2 separate regions of the Homo sapiens genome follow, and region 2 is linked to region 1. A link is an interaction called in ENCODE POLR2A ChIA-PET data of the cell type or tissue named here. Cell type or tissue: PC-9. All regions are shown on one strand. Each heading gives the region's core, and the rest is flanking DNA. Links, peaks and the distances in the headings are about the cores only.

What was found. ChIA-PET counts read pairs that join two places held together with the same protein. Peaks named below come from ENCODE experiments on the same cell type or tissue, not always from the same donor. Only the 100,000 strongest peaks of a DNase experiment are listed, where the experiment ranks them.
Region 2: POLR2A ChIA-PET joins it to region 1 with 5 read pairs; 2 of 35 experiments call an interaction of 5 or more read pairs at or near these places.

Annotation. Positions count from the first base shown.
Region 1 is chr9:124,298,723-124,303,107 of GRCh38, reverse strand. It overlaps NEK6 (NIMA related kinase 6), which reads right to left. Exons shown (of 10, transcript NM_014397.6): 2 at 1,054-1,172. The coding sequence starts at 1,143. Among named protein-coding and RNA genes, the nearest start is that of NEK6, 43 kb to the right of the region's middle. RefSeq lists an enhancer at 3,077-3,982. In PC-9, for the core only: no CTCF peak of the experiment used is centred there; DNase peaks (open chromatin) are centred at 2,647 and 3,177; H3K27ac peaks cover 570 bases.
Region 2 is chr9:124,374,677-124,379,061 of GRCh38, reverse strand. The region is part of intron 6 of PSMB7 (proteasome 20S subunit beta 7); the gene reads left to right. It overlaps LOC124902267 (a long non-coding RNA gene), which reads left to right. Exons shown (of 2, transcript XR_007061764.1): 2 at 1-3,391. Among named protein-coding and RNA genes, the nearest start is that of PSMB7, 39 kb to the left of the region's middle. In PC-9, for the core only: no CTCF peak of the experiment used is centred there; no DNase peak of the experiment used is centred there.

The DNA of each region.
Region 1 (4,385 bases), core at 265-4,264:
GAGGAAGCCTCTCTGGCCCCGGATCAGGTGCCTTGCTGGGCTCCCTAGGCCCGCAAGGTTCTTCTGCTCAGCTCCTTATCTTTCTCTCCCATGAGGCTGTGTGCTCCGTAAGAGCAGACCTGAGTGTTTTCCACACAGCCCCGTCCCAAGTGGGTACACAGCACACACATGCACAGTTCCTTAACTCAGCGAGCACGCGGGGCCCCTCTGTGCCCGGTGTGGGATTGTCCCACCAGCAAAGCCCTGCTCCAGGGGAGCTCTCCATCTAGAAAGTGAGGCAGACCCAGGAACTAGTGCCCCAGTGAGATGTGATCACGGGCATCACCCAGGTGTGTGGACACAGGTGTGCGGGCAGCCCAGAGCAGAGAGCAGGGTGGAAGTGGAGGTCTCCCCAGAGGGAGCAGCATTTGCACTGACTTGGAAGAGGGGTCAGAGAGGGCGTGCCAGGCCCGGGCAGCATGGGGTACACAAGGCAGTTCAGAAACCTACAAGTCACCTTCAGAAAAGCTGCTGAAGGCTGCCTGGCTCTCCAAGGTATCTAGAGAGAGCGAGAGGCAGGCGTTAAGAAGCCAGTGTTCTCCCAAACTCTGCTGGTTCTAGAAGAGGCTGAAGGGGGCTGAAACACAGTTAAGACCAAAATGGGAGGCAATGTTGGCTCACTGTAAGAAAGAATTTTCTGACCCACAGTACAGTCAGCCCATTCCTCTGAGTCCCTCGCTGTTCTCAGGGCCTCCACAGCACCCTCTGTACCCTTCCAACCATGCTGATCCCTGAGATAAAGCTGTTCCATCCACTTGGAACACTCCAGGGGCAGGATCAGGGTGCAGGGTCCCAGCCTAGAGCTTGGCAGAGGAGGCTTCTCTGAGTATTACTGAATTCAACGATGAGCTCACTAGATTTGGTAGCGAGCTCCCCATCACTGGAAGCATTCAAGAGGTTCTGTTTCAGGGAGCTGAAGGGTTTCCACCAGTAGGAGTTTGGACAAAGGAGGCTCAGGGATCCGTATTCCTTGGGAACTCTTCAGTGTGCTGCAGACAAAGGTAAGGGGCTTACCTGTGGGTCAGGAGGATGCACAGGCCCCAGGGTGTGGCAGAGGTTGTTGGAACTCCCTCCATGGGGCATGTGGCCGGGCTGTCCTGCCATCCTGCATGCCAGCCTCACGAGGGCACGAACTGCAACAGAAAACAGCGGCCTGTTCACTTTCTCTTTGAGACCCTCAGAAGGAGGAGGGACTTTCGCTCACCCCATTTTACAGATGCGTGAGCTGAGGTGCAAAGCCGTTCAGTAATTTGCCCACGGTCACCCAGCTCCGAAGTGGCAGGGCTACAACTTGACACCCCCGGGTGACACAGTCTCCTTCTGTTAGACTGTCCTAAGTCACTAGGATTATCCCCACTGGAAGAGGCTCCAGGCAGGGAAACGTCCATCAGCAGCCCCCAAGGCCAGGAAGGAAGACACCGGATTCAACCCCACATTTGCTGGAGTCCAAAGACTTGTTCTTTCCACAGCACTGCCCCTGCTTCTTGGGGAGCAGTTCTGTACCCCTATCCCCCATTGTCACCCCCACCTATACCCATGCTGGCAGCCTGGGTGCTCAGAAGAGAAAGGCCTGGGTCAGGCTGCAGACAGCTGCTGTGGGAAGGAACCTACGTCCTTGTCCTGGCTGGGCCCTGGCGCACCACACGTGTGACACAGGGAAGGCCAGGGCCAAGAGGTCCTGTTTGCCGTCCTACTTAGACCTCTGTGCAAAGGAACAGCCCCCCTCAGCCTCCAGGGCTTGGGCTGCCCTGGGAGAGTCAGAGATGCTGGTCATAGGTAGTCACAGCAGCCACAGGCCCCTGGTTAAGCACCCACTGTGTGCCCAGTCCTGAGCTCAAGGCCATCTGGGCATCTCCCCCAATATTTTAGCCTCTGGCCTCCCCCATCAGACAAGTGCTTCTGGGGCAGGGTCTGAGGTTATGTGCATAGAACCTGTGTGACCCAGCCACCGGGATGCTTCCTGATGCCAGGGGAAAAGCCCTCCTCCTCCCCAGAAGGAGAGACCTGCGCTCACCCCACAAGCATTTCTGCAGCACCTCCTGTGTGCCAGGGCTCCCACATGGTGTGCATGGAAGGGACTAGATCACACATGTGATGGGGCCCCTGTTTCTGGCTGCTGCTCCTTCTCCCAGACAAGCCCTGGATGTCCCGAGGGGCACCTCTCATGTGACCACATCCTAGGCAGAACCCCTTGAGGCCTGGCCTAGGCTCCTGGAGCAGCTCAGCTGTACCCCTGGAGAGCCAGAAGTCCTGAGGAATGGAGCCCCCTCCCCTGCGGTGGCCCTTATTCAACAGCTGAGGGGGCGAGAATGAAAGCCAGTCCCGTCTCAGGTCGGGGCCCTCCAAGATGTGACTCGTATCCTAGAGCCCCCGGCGCGGTCAGCGGGTTTTGTCTGAGAAGGAACCTCTGGTCCGTCTCCTGCCCATTCCTGGCCTTGCCCTCCCTCCTCCCTGAGTGGTTCTCCCAGGGGCACTTCATAAATCCCATGCCTACATATCCCCATCTCAAGTTTGGCTTCTGGAGGACCCAGCCAAAGACGTCATCTCTCTCCAGACAGACCCCGCCTCCTGCTGTCTCACCTGGTCACCTATGCCCCAGTCAAATTCCAAACCAAGAGTCTTCCCCCGGTCTGCTGGGCCAGCAGCCCTGCCACTCCCTCCCAGGTAGACCCACGCCCCCATTAACACGGGGGTGTTCCAGGAGGTGGGAAAGGCATCAACACCCTCCGGGCTGTCACAGCCAGCTCCTAGAGGTCCGGCCACTGTGTCTCAGGGTGCAAGTCACTCTTCCTTCCTCCCCACTGTAGTCTGTTTCCAGCCACAGTGGTGGGCCGACCAGACCTCTCAGGCTCCAGGGATATCTGTGACACCCTTTGACATGTCAAAGGATGTCCACCAAACCCTAACTCACCCGCTGAGCTTGGCCTCCCAAGTTGTGCCCTCAAAGGCACCCTGAGGCTCCCCAGAACTTGCAGGCTGGCTCCCAGCACCCTTCTCCCTCTGTGTCCTCAGGGCGGCCCAGCTCTCCTCCCTGCCCCACACCTTCCACAGACTGTTCTGGGGTAAACCTGCTCTCTCAAAATAGATGACAGGATGTGAGACTGCAGGGAAGTGGATGGTATGGACTGCAGAACACGCCCAACTCAGGGTCAGGGGGGCCCTCGCTGGCTGCAAGTCCTGCCAAGCCTGGCTCATGCAGTCTCCTGCTTGGGAAGCTGCAGAAACTCAACCAACTTTGACCCACAGACTTGGCCATTTGATGTGGTTCATCCTAGTGTGGACAGATCAGTCAGTAGGTCTCTTGTTGTCTTTTTAGTCTGTGCACACAGAGCACTGTCAGATCAGTGTCACACGGAGGGGCATTATGGGTGCACCTGCCTCTTCCCTCCCCACCCCTGCCTCTGCCTCAGCACAGGCCTCATCTCCCCACCTGGGTCTCCCAGCGCTCAGTGCTCTCCCTGCCAAGCCCTCAAATGCAGATGGGAAAATGGCACCCTCGGTGTCTCCACCATTTGTGCCGAGTTCTTGCACTGGAGCGCAGGTGACATCCCAAGGTGACACAGGGGAAGACCCAGGGTATAAAGAGCCCCAGGATAAACAGATAAACACGAGCACCTTCCCCAGGCATCTTTGTTAGGGGGAATATGAGAGAGAGCAGAATGTAAAATGCGCATGAATTTGAAGATAAAACTGAGCCTCCTGCAGGCTCTGCAGCTGCTTCCAGCTGCACCCCTAGACCCCTCAGGGTGACATGCTCACTGTCCTCTGCCCTTAGGGAGACCTCCAGGGAAAGAGTGGAGAACTGTCTTCAGTGAGAAGGTTCCATCTTTATCTCAGAAGGCACCAGCCTTGGCCCACAGGTCACCCCTGCGAGACCCATGCACACATCGGCTTACCCGCCCACCTGCCCTGGGGCCTCCCATGTACTGGAAACTGTGGCAGTGGAATCTAGACCCTGTCACTCACCAGCTGAGACCTTGGGCAAATCCCACTGGGGAGGAGCCTAGCGGGTGCTTGGGAATGTCATTCCTGCCCTCCCCACGTGGCGCTGACCGCATTCTCCAACAGCTGCAGCCAGATGCCATGGTCTGCACACTCTCAGGAGCTCACCTGTGGCCTCACATGGGCAGGGCTCCAGGAGCAGTGCAAGGGGGACCGGGAATAAGAGCTAATAATTGCAGGGCCCTGATCATGCTGGGCCCTGCCCTACGCTCTTCACCTCTATTAGCCCATCTCATTTTGTCAACAACTCCATGAGGTAAGGTCTATTATGGTCCCATTTCACAGATGAGAAAACTGAGGCACGAAGAGGTTAAGAGATTTGCCCGGGTCCCAAGGATCACAGA
Region 2 (4,385 bases), core at 210-4,209, 76 kb before region 1:
TCAGTTATATGAGAGGTTTTTTTGGTGATGATGAATTGCTCAGAGCATTCCCCCAGATTTTTTCTTCTCTATTGTTAAGGCTGGTATAAGAATTCAGCTCCTGGTCCTGGTTCTTACCCACAGGCTAGCTTAGCTGGACAGGAAAACTAGTGATAACCATGCTGGGGCATTTTCAGTCCATTTTCCAGTTAAAAATAAGGAGTTTGATCATGATACCTGGAAATATGGCATTAGCTTGGCAGATATGTATCTTGAAAATTGCTAAAATTGCTAAAATGAAACATGGGTTTTATTTAAGGGGGAGAGAGAATTAAATGAATCCGATAATGTAGGTTAGTTTTCCTTCTATTCTATTTCTTTGTAAGAAGGGATGTTTTCATTTGGCCTAGTGAGAAATTTAAACTCTTGGAGATTACAATTCATTAAAATGGGTAGAAGATTAATATTTAGTCTGTCAAGATCAATACTGCCCCCTCTTTGCACTAATTGTCAGAATATCTTGCGAGGGCTGCTGAAGGGTAGTGGTGTGCGCAGGACCCTCACATCACAGGGAGATGATTCAAAGGCAAACTGTCCTGCACCCTCTGGTATCGACTTGCAAATTAGCATCTGGAATCTAATTAAACAAGCTTAATGAAAGTAGCAGCTGAATGCTGCTGGAAAAGACAATCAGCTTTTTTCCCCCCTCTCTGATACATATTCTGTACTATTGAAGTTGGTCACCAAACACATCGTGTGAGCACAGTTAAAAAAAATTAGCATTTATTTGAAGAATAGAAACTGTTTTTCATTCTGTTATGCATTTGGCATGCTCTGGCGTCCCATGAGAGCCATGCCACAGCAGATAGTGCACAATATTTATAAATCCATGACAGGCAATAATAGCAACTTGAAAAATTCTTTTGCTAGAATCTCAAGTTGAGAGCTGCCAAAAGCTGAGAGGATCAGATCTGCAGTGGCAGCTGCTGTGCCCTACAGTTAGAATTCTAGACTTTGAAGATGCTCAACTTAAAGAAATGAAGACTGCAGGCTTAGCCAATTTTTGCAGGTTTCTAGAGCTCTGGCTCTCTGCCTTTTGAAGATGAGTTGCTGAAGCTTCTACCACTGCCTGAGGCGTGCTAACACCAGCAGGATCTTTTTTTTCCCCTAGTCTTAGTGTGTCTTCAGTTTTAAGTAGCACATGCTTAGTCAATGCCAACTGTGATGGTCCTTTCTCTGGTTGCAATACCGAGGGATGAGCTCCTACCCTATACCCTTCAGAGAGAAGCTATGAAGATAGGTGGTGACGTATACAAGCGCCACTTCAGCCGTCTGATTTATGGAGTCATATCTCATCACTCGGCAAGTGTTGGCCTCTAGAGAAGCCCTTATAGATTGCTAAAGATGTGAGCAGCTATCGCCCTAAAGGCTTGTGGTTACCTCACAAGCGTGATGCCAAACACCTAGCTACTGAGGAAACAGAATTAATCTGTCATTGCAGGCAGCTATAGATCCACTTTAAATAATGAGAGTTGATACCAATATGGTTTTCTGACAGCAAATCTTAGAAGTAACTGTGTGTGTGTTTTTTTTGTAAGTCCAGTATTAGGAAGACACTGAGTTGCAGGTTCATTTGTGCTTTGCAGATGGACAGTAGTGTGAGAGATCTGCATTATTTTGATTAAAAAATTGTGCTATTTGGCATATAGAATGGTCCCAAAAGAGAACATAGTATGAGTTCAATATGGTTGCATGGAAAGGGGCATGGGGCTTGGGAGCTAGAGGATTGCGCTGCAGGTCTGTTTCCTCTGTCCTTACAGCAGGACTCTGGGAAGAGGGGCATCCTTGTCTGTGCGATCGGAACAGAGACCTGCCTGCACGTTGCTGTGAGCGTTAGATGCGGCCTGTAAAAACACCTTAGATGGTGGCTCACACAAAATTGGCTCTAAAATATGGCAGCTGGTTTTATTTTTTTAGTTATTCAATAGTAGGATACAAACATCGCATAGCAACGAGTAATGTGATTATTTGTGCTGGCATCAGGCTTGGTGAATTTATAGCATGATATAGATAGATACAGGCCTTCTTATCTGAAAGCGTAATATTGGAGACAGGCATATGTGGTGGTCATAGACAGTGGTATATTATTTCATTTACTTTTCAGCAATTCCTTGAGGTCAGTACTTTGTTGTCTCCATTTTGTAGAGAAGAAAATTGGGCCGTAGGGAGGTCAAATAACTGGCCAGAGGTCACACACTCAGTGGAAGACTCAGAGTCTGAACCCTGGTCAGCCTGACGTTAGAGCCCTCCGATGGGTTCAGCCACTGGGCTATATCTGCCTCTTTGTCATTCTTTCACAACAGGGAGGGAAAGACATCTTATTCCTTTAATTCTTTAACACTTTCTTATTCCTGTAATTCTTTAACAAGACTGGGAAAGACATCTTATTCCAGGTGAGCAGAGGTGTGGGCTGCTTGGGCTGTTTCTTTTCTCTGATGAGGTCTTGTGAAGACGGCAGAAAGCCAAGCAAGTGTCAGACAAGGTGTGTAAAGCTCTTTGGCAGCTCTGTGATTGGAGGGAACCCAGGAACAGAAAAGTTTAAGGAAGTCAGAGATAGAGATGTTAGTAAATGTAATAAAATCACTTGGCTGTGGAAGGTCATTTTTTTCTTTTAATTCTAGATTTTTTTTTTCATTTTTAAACTGCCCTCCACCCTAAATAGCTTGTGATTGTTATATTCCCTTAAAATTTTCAAATATTATTTACAAGAGAGCTGTTTTACAGGAGAGCTGTTTTCTCCATATAGCTGATGTACAGACAGCACAGCCCTCTTCAGATTTAGTAATGAGACCAAGAAGTCTTTAAATATTGGTGAATGGCATTTGTCCATTTGAGGTGAATCATGAATAACTTGAACAAAAATAAAAAAAATAAGCAAGACTATCATATTTGAATAATGAGGTGCTCTTTTTTTCCCAACTGCCAAAACTTTTTAATCTTTGTCAACGATTGTTCTGTCCTCCGTCTTATTTAGGTTGCATCTGTGCGACTCTGAGCTCAGGAGCCCTGACAAGCGGCATATGAATTCTGTATTCATTAGTGATCTTGATCCAAATGCCTCTGTCCCTGCCACGGGGGCTCAGGTGTGGAAGCTGCTGGCTAATCCCACCAGCTGACATTCAGAGGTTTAATGACTCCATAGGAAGGTGACCACTCGCTGGGAGGTTTGCTGGCGGAACCCACACAGCAGACAGTGGAGATCAAGGAAGACTATCCGTGTTTAGCCGAAGCACCTTCCTGTGCAACTTGAACCCTGTTGGCATCAAACACAGAGTTTTAAGTAAATGCAAAATTAAACCAAAAAAACCTCGACCTTCGATAACTATTATAAACAATGATTTTCTTATCTGTTTTGATGGTGTTTCAGGCTGTTTTTCTTATGGCGCTTTAATAGGTGTCAGCTTAATGAGCTGAACTTGACTCACTTCTCCAGATTTTTAGGTTTTAAGGTTATATTTGGTTGTTACATCTGTTTCGGTATCTCGTTTGTCTGGGGGGAAAAATGTGTATTTAGACCCCAAATTATTTTCTCATTAAATGCTTTTAAGGATTTATGCTAGGCCAGGCGCCGTGGCTCATGCCTGTAATCCCAGCATGCTGGGAGGCCAAGACGGGCGGATCGGTTGAGTTCAGGAGTTTGAGACCAGCCTGGGCAACATGACGAAACCCTGTCTCTACAAAAAAAACAGAAAAAATTAGCCGGGTATGGTGGTACATCCCTGTAGTCTCAGCTACTCAGGAGGCTGAGGCGAGAGAGGATCGCTTGAGCCAGGGCAGTCAAGGCTGCAGTGAGTTGTGCCATTGCACTTCAGCCTGGGGCGACAGAGTGAGACCCTGTCTCAGAAAGAAAAAAAGGATAAGGATTTATGCTGGTATTTTTGTTTATTGTGATCCATAGCTTTTTTTTTTTCTTTTGAGATGGAGTCTCACTCTGTTGGCCTACAACCTCCACTTCCTGGGTTCAAGTGATTCTCCTGGCTCAGCCTCCTAAGTAGCTGGGATTACAGGTGTGCGCCACCATGCCCGGCTGATTTTTGTATTTTTAGTAGAGATGGTGTTTCGCCATATTGGCCAGGCTGGTCTCGAACTCCTGACTTCAGGTGATCTGCCGCCTCAGCCTCCTAAAGTGCTGGGATTACGGGCATGAGCCACCGTGCCTGGCCAATCCCTAGCTTTTATTTATTTATTTATATTTTTTAGAGATGGGATCTTGCTGTGTTGCTAAGACTGGAGTGCAGTGGCACACTTAAAACTCACTGTAGCCTTGAATGCCTGGGTTCAAGGGATCCTCCTGCCTGAGCCTCCCAAGTAGCTGGAATACAGGAGGGTGCTACCGTGCTCAGCTA